2 separate regions of the Homo sapiens genome follow, and region 1 is linked to region 2. Evidence: chromatin contacts called from ENCODE Hi-C or POLR2A ChIA-PET data. All regions are on one chromosome and are shown on one strand. The core of a region is the stretch at or near the end of the contact, and the rest is flanking DNA. Distances in the headings are between cores, read along the strand shown.

The links. Hi-C counts contacts between places; a loop is a spot of excess contacts on that map. ChIA-PET counts read pairs that join two places held with the same protein, here RNA polymerase II (POLR2A). Pooled maps may share reads with other maps.
Region 1: a pooled map shows a loop between it and region 2 (3-fold over the local background). The contact joins the enhancer-like site here to the promoter of PSMD11 in region 2. A Hi-C loop is called at or near these places in 2 of 37 single-sample maps with no recorded cell type and 8 of 50 pooled maps. POLR2A ChIA-PET finds 5 or more read pairs at or near these places in 4 of 52 experiments (WTC11, activated CD4-positive, alpha-beta T cell, activated CD4-positive, alpha-beta memory T cell and 1 more).

Annotation. Positions count from the first base shown.
Region 1 is chr17:32,549,792-32,554,768 of GRCh38, forward strand. The region is part of intron 21 of MYO1D (myosin ID); the gene reads right to left. Among named protein-coding and RNA genes, the nearest start is that of CDK5R1, 65 kb to the left of the region's middle. Within about 2 kb of position 1,565, at least 5 of the 41 ENCODE cell types and tissues checked have a DNase peak (open chromatin) inside an H3K27ac peak, as active enhancers do.
Region 2 is chr17:32,441,609-32,446,718 of GRCh38, forward strand. PSMD11 (proteasome 26S subunit, non-ATPase 11) reads left to right here and starts at 2,902. Exons shown (of 14, transcript NM_002815.4): 1 at 2,902-3,006. The coding sequence starts at 2,916. RefSeq lists a silencer at 2,622-2,791 and enhancers at 2,683-3,298, 2,912-2,991.

The sequences.
Region 1 (4,977 bases), core at 315-2,814, 110 kb after region 2:
AATTGCATTAACTATCTTATGGAAGTATTGCGAAATAGGAGTAAAATGCAGTGTGAAAGCCTTTTGTATCCTCACAGACACACCCAGGATCAATACTTTGCATCTTTCAATCCAATGAAGTTGACACTCAGTATTATCCATCACAAAAAGCATAAAACTATAAAGTTCTATGGAATGTGCCTAATTTAGTGTTCTATGATAGTGAATACTTAACGGAATGAAAAGATCAGTATTAATAATATGTTAGGTCAAATCTCCTTTACAATGAATCCCATGAAAACAAAATGATTTTCAAGCTTTGAGCTATAATTTTTTTTTTTTTTTTTGAGATGGAGTCTAACTCTGTTGCCCAGGCTGGAGGGCAGCGGTGTAATCTCAGCTCACTGCAACCCCTGCCTTGCTGGTTCAAGTGATTCTCGTGCCTCAGCCTTCCAAGTAGCTGGGATTACAGGTGTGCACCACCATGGCCGGCTAATTTTTGTATTTTTAGTAGAGACGGAGTTTCACTGTGTTGGCCAGGCTGGTCTCGAACTCCTGATCTTAGGTGATCTGCCTGCCTTGGCCTCCCAAAGTGCCGGGATTACTGCGCCCAGCCTGAGCTATGCTTTGTTACAAGAAATATGCCATATAAAATTTTTTCAATACTACAGAGTTGCAATTTTTTTTTGGTGTTCACTGTCTCATGATCTAACCTGTTGCAAAGATTAAAGCAAAATTTTCCACAGCTAATCACAGAGGATTAGTAAGGCCTCTATAATACCACACATTAAAAATGAGGAAATCACAAACTGAGTCCCATGTCTTCATTCTTTGTAGATTTGTTTTCTAGGTAATTAAAAAGGTACTTGCGAATATACTCTGCCTACTTCTAAAAAGTATTTGGGGATAGCCTATAATAATAGAAATAGGAGTAATAAAAGTGGGCCACGCACTGTGGCTCAGGCCTGAAATCCCAGCACTTTTGGAGGCTGAGGAGGGAGGACAGCTTGAGCCCAGGAGTTGGAGACCAGCCTGGGTAATGTAGTGAGATGCTGTTTTTACAAAAAATTTAAAAATTAGCTAGGTTTCAGCTACTTGGGTGGCTGAGGTGGGAGGATCACTTGAGCCTGGAAGGTTGAGGTTACAGGGAGCTATGATTGTACCATTGCCTTCCAGCCCTAGGCAACAGAGTGTCAAAAAAAAGAGAAAGAAATGATAATAGTGAAATAATTTTAGAATATTTTCATCCAATTTACAGCCATTTCTTAATATTATCAGCGAAACAGAATTAATCTAGAGTTAGAAATGAGATCTATAGTTTCTGACACTGAAAGTATTTTATTCACTATAACTAAACATTGAGTGGCTGGTAGCTGATAATGAATGACTTCTAGGGGTGGGGAGCCTGTAGAATTGTCCCAAACTATAGGACTCAAAGACAATGAACATAAATGTAATTAAGAAGTGGATTAGATCAAGAGGCAGTGCATGCTCAGATCATACATTTTGCTTCTGTTTGGATGTAACAGCCAGCCTTATGCAGAATATATTAAGAAAACCACACAAAAGGGAAATGAGTCACTTACAAAAGACCAGAAAAGCTTAGGCTAACCGGCTAGACAAGACTTGGCCATGTCTTTTTCTGCCTTGGTTTCACTTGTATATCCTGAAAGCACCACCTTGTCTGAATCACAGGAGAGAAAAATGTTTTTGGCAAATATACATTGGACACGTCCAGCTTTACTTTTGCTCTTTCTCTATGTCCCCCCACCCACCATCCCACTGCCACACACACACACACACACACACACACACGCATCCAGGTGGCTTTGGAATGTATGTGGCTTTTCCCTTCGGGAGTCTCACCTTCATAATTATGTTTGACCTGGACTAACATTAAAACATTTTGCTCTTCCCGAGAACACACCAATCAGCACGCGGTTCCATTTTCTCATGGATCATGACCCATTATCCTTTCTATTTTCTGCTGGAATGAAAGTTCCATGGCACAGGAACACCGTCTATATCTTGCTCACTTCCTGTACAGAGCCTGGCACATTGTTGGTACTCAATAAATATTTCTTGATTGAATAAATATTTTCAGTCTCTCCTCCAGTGGCTATCTGCTTTGTCCTTAGCCTAGAAGCATGTTCAAATCTCCTCCAGTAAACAAAAGACCAAAAAGTCCACCTGTTCTTCCCTATCCCTCCACTGCTACCAAATGCCTTGAAGTTAAAATAAACTATCCATAGCTAATGTCTTCTCCCTCATCGTACTTTGCAGTCAAGCTTTACTTATGCACTGTTTTTTGTTTTGTTTCGTTTGGACAGGGTCTTGCTTTGTTGCCTAGGCAGAGGGGCATTGGCGTAATCATGGCTCACTGCAGCCTCAGCCTCCTGGACTCAAGCAATCCTCCCACCTCAGCCTCCTGAGTAGCTGGGACTAGAGGCACACACTACCACACCTGGCTAATTTTTGTATTTTTTGTAGAGATGGGGGTCTTACTATATTGCCCAGGCTGGTCTTGAACTCCTGGGTTCAAATAATTGGCCCACCTGGGCCTCCCACAGTGCTGGTATTACAGGCATGAGCCACAGCCTGGCCTGCATTGCTCACTCTTTAACCTTTGTAATCCATCCATCCATCCACCCATCCATCCATCCATCCATCCATCCATCCATCCATCCATCCATTCATCCATCCCTCCCCTCCTTGTCTCCCTCCCAACCATCTGTTCATCTGTTCACCTCCCCTTTTTTGCCCTCCTTCCTTTTATCCATCCATCCACTCTTTCATCTCCCACCTTCCTCCTTCTGTCCTTTGCTTCTGTAAATGTATACACCAATGCTTACTATGTCCTAGGTACTGTGCTGGGTACTAGAGAGAGGATGTTTAAGAACAGTCACTGCAGTGGAAATGCTCTTGCTCCAATGGAAGATACAGATGTGGAAACTGAAGCTTCTTAAACCGGGACACGATTATTTCCCTTGGATGTGCATCAGGGTGCTATAGTAAGCGAAACCACAGAACGAAGATGGAGAAACTTGCTGGAGACTAAGCTTTACTCCATGTAAGTAACTGGAAACACCTGACACCCAAGTAAATTAAAACCAACATTTAGAATGACAGCATGAAAAACAGCATCAACCATTACCAAAACACAGGCCTTTAAAGAAGCATGCCAGGCTGGGCACAGTGACTCACGCCCATAATCCCAGCACTCTGGGAGGCTGAGGCAGGAGGACTGCTTGAGTCCAGGAGTTCAGGGCCAGTATGGGCAATATAGTGAGATGCCATTCTCTAAGACAAAAAAAAAAAAACAAAAAACAAAACAAAAAAAAAAACAAAAAAACCAGCAGCATGTCATAGGCTGTGTTGGGATATGTCCCTGGTGAATGTTGAGTTAACTCTTCCCTGTTGCTGGGGGAACTCCTTAGAGGAGCCTGAAAAGCACTGAGAAGTAGAAAACTACTACACAAGGTGGCATGCTAGCTAGAGAGATGAACTATAGTGCCAAGGGACCTCTGAGAAATTCACAACAGTGTTGAGTGAATTTTGCAGAAGGCTGAATAGGACTGCCTTTACAGAGGAGGCGATATTTGAAGTGGTTCCTGAAAGAGGAGTGGCTCACCAGGAAGAGCAGGGGAGAGTATTGTGGGTGGAGGAAGCAGTGTGTGCAATTACCAGGGCTGCGAATGGACCTGACATAGAATAGGAAAGAGTCTAGCAGAAAGAATCAGCTCCTCTTCTAGCAGCTGAAAAAGGACGTGGGTTTTGATGGCACAATGAAGGGCCTAGGTATCTTGCTAGAAAGTTCCAAAGCTGAAGACCATTCCCTCTCCTTGAAACTCTTTTTCTCTCGGCACTGCTGTCATTCTGCTTCTCCTACTTCTTTGACAAGTTCTTCTTAGTCCTGTTTACTTATTTCTCCTCCTCAACACCCCTTTCCCACCTTTGGAATGTTATGTTCCTGAGAGTTCCTTATTGGCCATGTTTTTCTTCTTCTTCTCCACACATGGCTTGTTTCATTCACTCCCACCACTTCAACTTCCTTTAAGCTGGCTTCCCAATCCACACTCCCCAGTACAGACTCCTGGGGTCCAGGCTCCCCGTTCTCACTGCTTAGATATTTCCACCTGAACTGAACTATATCCTTTTAAAATAAGTACGTTCTAACATGTCTGTGTCATCTTCCATGCTCTTCCCCTCCTTTCTATGGCTCTGCCTCTGCCTCCCATAGTTGTTATGGTCTAGGCTAATGGAACCGTGATCTACCAACTCACCTAAATAAAATACCTGAGTCACCAGTTACTCTGCTCATCACCTACAGCCATTCAGTTGCCTGCCCTCCTGAGCCTCTGTTCAATATGTTCTTTCCTTTAAAACTCCACTGGGATTCTCAACTGAGCTGAGAGTCCCTGCCCCTGCCCCTGCCCCTGCCCCTGCCCCTACCTGAGGTTGAGAATCACTGCACATAGTGAGAGCTACTCCTGATGGGTGTACTCTGTACAATTAGACTGTGTGGGGGCAGGAAAGGGTTGGAATCACTGCCATGGCCAGATCCCTCTTGGGCAACTGCAACACCTAGTTAATTGGTCTCCCTGATACCAGTTCCTTCCCCTCTGGAACCTTCTCCACACTTCTTCAGTTATCTTTGAAATACAGAAATCTGATTAAAGATGACAAATTATTGAAATTTATAATATAAAAATTATTAAAATTTGTAAAAGTACTGAAGAATGGGAAGGATATATAAGTGAATATTTACCTGATCTTTCAGTGGGGAAAAGCATTCATGTAAAGGCTAAAGGAAAGGACAGAATTGACCACATACAAATGCAAAACTTTTGTTGAAAAAAGAATGCAGAAAGACAGACTGGGAAAGTATCTGCAAGTAGTGTAAATGGTCTTAATATATAAAAAGCTCCTAAAAATTAGTAACCAAATCATAAACACACCAAAAGAAAAAAAATCAGCAAAGGATATGAATAATCCATG
Region 2 (5,110 bases), core at 1,652-4,151:
TGATCTTGGCTCACTGCAACCTCCACTTCCTGGGTTCAAGAAATTCTCCTGCCTCAGCCTCCTGACTAGCTGGGATTACAGGCACACACCACCATGCCTGGCTAATTTTTTTGTACTTTCAGTAGAGACGGGGTTTTGCCATGTTGGCCAGGCTGGTCTCAAACTCCTGACCTCGTGATCCGCCCGCCTCAGCCTCCCAAAGTGCTGAGATTACAGGCATGAACCACTGCACCTGGCCCCTAAATCTCTTTTATGCCATTTATAATGATTGAAAGTCCAGTCTAGCCTAAAGCAAAACTTTAATTTCATATCTAACTTAAAGCTTTTCCCCTGTCTCTAAGTCTCAGGCAGTTGAAAATTTGTGTTTGGTCTGCAGTTTCACTCTTTTCATTCTCCACCCTCTCACTCTGCTGTTTCTGGGTTTCCTCCAGGGTGGAGGAGGTTTTGGTGAAAGCAGAGAAGTAGGAGGAATTAAAAGAGGTCAAGGTCTCTTCTCTTACATGACTGATGACGTCAGAGGCAGAGACCCAGGTGCTGGTTCTTTCTCGTTGGGAGCATTTATGTATTCTTGTGTTCTTTGGAGGATCTACCTGTGGATCTCAAGACTCCCATCAGTGACTGCCTCCTGAAGTCCACACTTCCATCAACTTATTTCTGGGTCTCCTTACACTAGCATACGGTCCTACTGAATAGGTTCCTTTAAGAAGGTCCCGGATGATCTACCTTTTCAGCATCCTCTTGGCTCATAAGAACCTTGCCATGTCAAACACAGGGAGTGGAAGCTACCCTATTGTTGCCTTTTCTCCCTGTCCTATTGTAGAGTGTGCCAGCCAGCTTCCCTAATTCAGAATTCTGCAGGCTAGAAGTGGGTGCCCATCTTCATGAATGTGCACACATGCCAAACTCCTCAAGAGACATGTCTAGTTCATCTCAAAACTTTCACCATGATGATCACACAGGGATGGGCTCATAAGTTTCCACAGTCAGCAAGACTCACTAGCTTGGGAGAAAGATCTGGCAGACACTCCTAGTCTTTTACAGTGGGGGTCCCCAACCCTGGGCCAAGGACCACTACTGGTCAGTGGCCTGTTAGGAATCAGGCCTCACAGCAGGAGGTGAGCGGCTGGGGAGCCAGCATTACTGCCTGAGCTCCGCCCCCTGTCAGATCAGCTGCAGCATTATATTCTCATAGGAGGCAAACCCTATTGTGAACTGAGCATGCCAGGGATTTAGGTTGCCTGCTCCTTATGAGAATCTAATGCCTGATGATCTGAGGTGGAACGGTTTCATCCCAAAACCATCCCCCCTCCTCACATCCGTGGAAAAATTGTCTTCCACAAAACTGGTCCCTGGTGCCAAAAATGTTGGGGTCCACTGTTTTATGGTACTCCCTCTTTGTAGTGAGGCCAGCACTCTATCCTCTCCTATGATTTCTTCTAAAGCCTCCCACCTCAGCCTCCCAAGTAGCTGAGACTACAGGCGTGCGCCACCATGCCCGGATAATTTTTGTATTTTTAGTAGAGTCGGGGGTCTATGTTGCCCAGGCTAGTCTCAAACTCCTGGGCTCAAGCGATATGCCCACCTCGCCCTCCCAAAGTGCTGGGATTACAGGCATGAGCCACCGCGCCTTGCTAGAAGCCATTTAATCCAACTCTCCATCAAAGTCATGAATCCTGTTTACAACAACCTGATGAGATGTCAACTACTTTTCACGTGAACACACCCAGGAATTAGGAAGGCATTCCCTAACCGGCAGCTCTTATCTCTCCCAATCACGATTTGAGCTTCACCAAATAACTCAAACCCCTGTTTCCTCACATATTAAAGGGGAGTAAATATCTGCTTTACAGAACATTGTTGGGAGAATAAAAGGAGATAGAGGAATATAAATGGCCTAATCCACTTACAGAGGAGGGTGTGCAATGTTAGTCCCCTTTTTGCCTCCTTTTATGGGACAGCACATTCCATTTTTGGATCGTCATCACCTAGAGAAAGGTCTTCCTTAATACTGAATTGTCTTTGTATCCTTTTAGCACCTTTCTTAAGTTTAACCCTAAGTGGTCTCATAGAATGTCATTTTTCCGTCCACACGACGTCTTCACTGATATCTGTGACTTTAGTTGAAGGGGCTGAAGATATTGGGAAGAATAATTCAATTTTTTCCTTCCTCCGTCCCTCCCTCCCTCCCTTCCTTCCTTCCTTTTTTTTTTTTTTTCTTTGAGCTGGGGAGCTGGGTGAGGCTTCTGTGGATTCCCAAGAGGTATTTGTGGCGTGAATGGAGCAAAGGTGATGTTTCACTTCATCACGTCCAGCACTGTCCCAAGGTTAAATGGGCGCGTGAGGACAGTTTTCTCCGGTCCTGGCGGGTTTGCCCACCTGCCGGCCAGCGTTCTGCGGGAGTCAAGCCTGGAAAGCGTGTGTGCGGCGCACAGGCGTCAGACACTGGAACGCATTCGAATGGTGCTATTCTTTGCCACATAGCGAGCACTTTATAAGGTCACTTATCGTCCCGAATGAATGGTTAAATCGTGGAAGCCGCAAAGAAAGCCACGCAGCTTTGACTCAATACCTAGCCCAGTACTCAGGAACCCCTCTCAGGGGTGCGCGAGCGGGGCCGGAATCAAGAAGCCTCTTTTGGGGTGGGCGGGGACCGATCTAGAGCTCCCACTGCGGGGCACCGCCTCTTTTCCTCGCCGGCCGCCCGCTAGGAGGCGCTGGGGAGCTTGCAGCCCACCTGCGAGGCGGTCCCGCTCTCCCCACCCCTCAGCCCGCGCCCGGCGGAGAGACTACAACTCCCGGAGTGCTCTGGGAACGGAGCCACGGGAGCTACAGGCGGAGGGACCCGAGGGCGGGCTTTCCGGGTGTGTGTTTCCGGCGTCGGCGGCCGCGGCCGGGGACGGTGTGAGAGCGGTAAGATGGCGGCGGCGGCGGTGGTGGAGTTCCAGAGAGCCCAGTCTCTACTCAGCACCGACCGGGAGGCCTCCATCGACATCCTCCACTCCATCGGTAAAGGTCGCCGCGCCGCCTCCCCGGCCCCGCCGGCCCAGCTCGGCTTATGTCGGTCGGCGGCAGCGGAGAGGGGCCCGGCTAGCCGGCTCTGATGCTGCTGACTCACTGTGTGAGGGGGGCCGGGCCGGGGGCGCAGGCCGCTCGGAGCTCCCCAGAGCCTCCCAGGTCTCACTCTTGTGGGAGGGCTTGAGGCAATCCCCGGGTCCCCTCGCCGGCTGCTGACTCACGGGGGGCTCAGCGTAGGGTGGGAGAGTGGGCCGAGCCGGGCCCCCGGGGATCCCTCCCTAGCCATGTCCCCGGCTCTGGCCCGCACGAGCTGGTCTGGGACCCGGAGCAGTGCCGGCCGGCGTGCTTGTCACGGACTGGTCCTAGAGTCTCTACTTGAAAGGCCTTGGCGAAACCAGCTCTGGACAGGCATTTCCCGCCGTTGTAATCAGCACAGCCTGCTCCGGGTGGGAGCGCGAGCGCTTGCTCTTCTCTGGGAGTTTCCTTCCACGGGACGCTGGGAGCTGCTACTCCTCAGCCCCACGGCAGAAAGCTCCACTAAGAGGAGGGTCTCTTTCAGAATGTGGGAAATTCAGGGGTGACACACACCTCAGATTGGCATTTGGTTTGTGGAGGTGGCCGAGACGCTCATCTGCTCTGTGTAGGGTGTAAGAGTGAGGTGTTGGAGCGGGACCGCCTGGCTAGAGGAGGTGACTAATCTTTCCAGACTGCCTGTAGGGGTTGGAAGTGAGTTAAGGGAGTTAGTTGTCAGCCGCGGAGTTCAGGGAATTCTTTGGAACGGGTCGGCTGCATGTTGCCGGAAAAATTAAAATTTCTTAACGCTGTAATAACGATGGTCTTACACCTACACACAACAGGAAAACTGAAATGGGAATCCCAGCCAGTCGCTTCCGGCAGCTTTCTGTTGGGATTCAAGTGTGAACAGAAATTTATTACGACAGAAGAAGACGTTAATGTTCACTCATAAAGGATTCAATTAGGGCTTGGACTAGCTCTTCACTGCACATGTAATGGCATCTTTGTAGTGTAGTTTGGGAAGATCTGAATTGGCTCAACAAGTAGTATGAGAATGCACCTGTATGTGGGACTTGCAAGATGTTGGCATTTGACTTAGTGTGTTGAATTTTGGTATTCCAGACCTGCACGGAGAAAGGACAATGACAAGATCTTGATACTTTATCATTGGGGATACTAGAGAAGGAGAGGAAGTGGGCGTCAAGGTGTATCTTTGAATGATATTGGTAAAAGGTGTTTCATTTTAAAAGTTCTGATCTTAGGTCAGTTACTTCTACGGAACCAGAGTCATCTCAATCACCGTTACATGGATATTTTATTCTGAGTACACACTATTATTTAGAACTAATGTGAGGAGCATGAATTTTAATAGTCTGTGTCTAGTGTCTAATATTTTTTCTTTCATAAAGTAGAAATTACGTCAAATATTACAATTAGAGTATTTCCTGTTGGCCCACTATTCTAGGGGAGAGTTCCCTGAAAGCTTCACTGTTAGAGCAAGCTTGAGTCATGGTGGTTGACGGCCTTACTTTTTCTGGACTCCATCATGGTTTTTGTCAAGTCATGATGCTTTGTAAGAGTAGTAGTAACTAGTGATGATCACTACAAACTTGGAGAGGCTATTCCATGTTTGAATGTTAAAATAGTTATTAACTGTTGAAAATAGGACAGATAGCACAAAGTTATTTTAACAGACCTCAATGCATTAAAAAGCAGCAGTCTCCCCTAAGTGTAGCTGTGCAGGATCTGGGGCTTTGATAGAGTTGTTTTTCTTGAATGGCTTTATAGACCTGCTTATCCCTAACACACCCATCAGCTGAGGCTTTGCACAGACCTAAAGTTTATTGAAACGCTTTTGACTTACAGGCATCAGTAACTTGGTCAATTGATTTTAGTTTGTGGCATAAACGCACAGGCATGTTTAATATCTTCCCATAAAATAGTGACTGGAACAGATCTTGGCACCATAAGTATGAAGGATTTGTTTTGTTTTAATTTCACTTTAACCAAGTGACCACAACAGAAACTTAGTGTATGTAGGTAAGCAAAATTCTGCTGGGTAGAATGAAAAGGCACATTT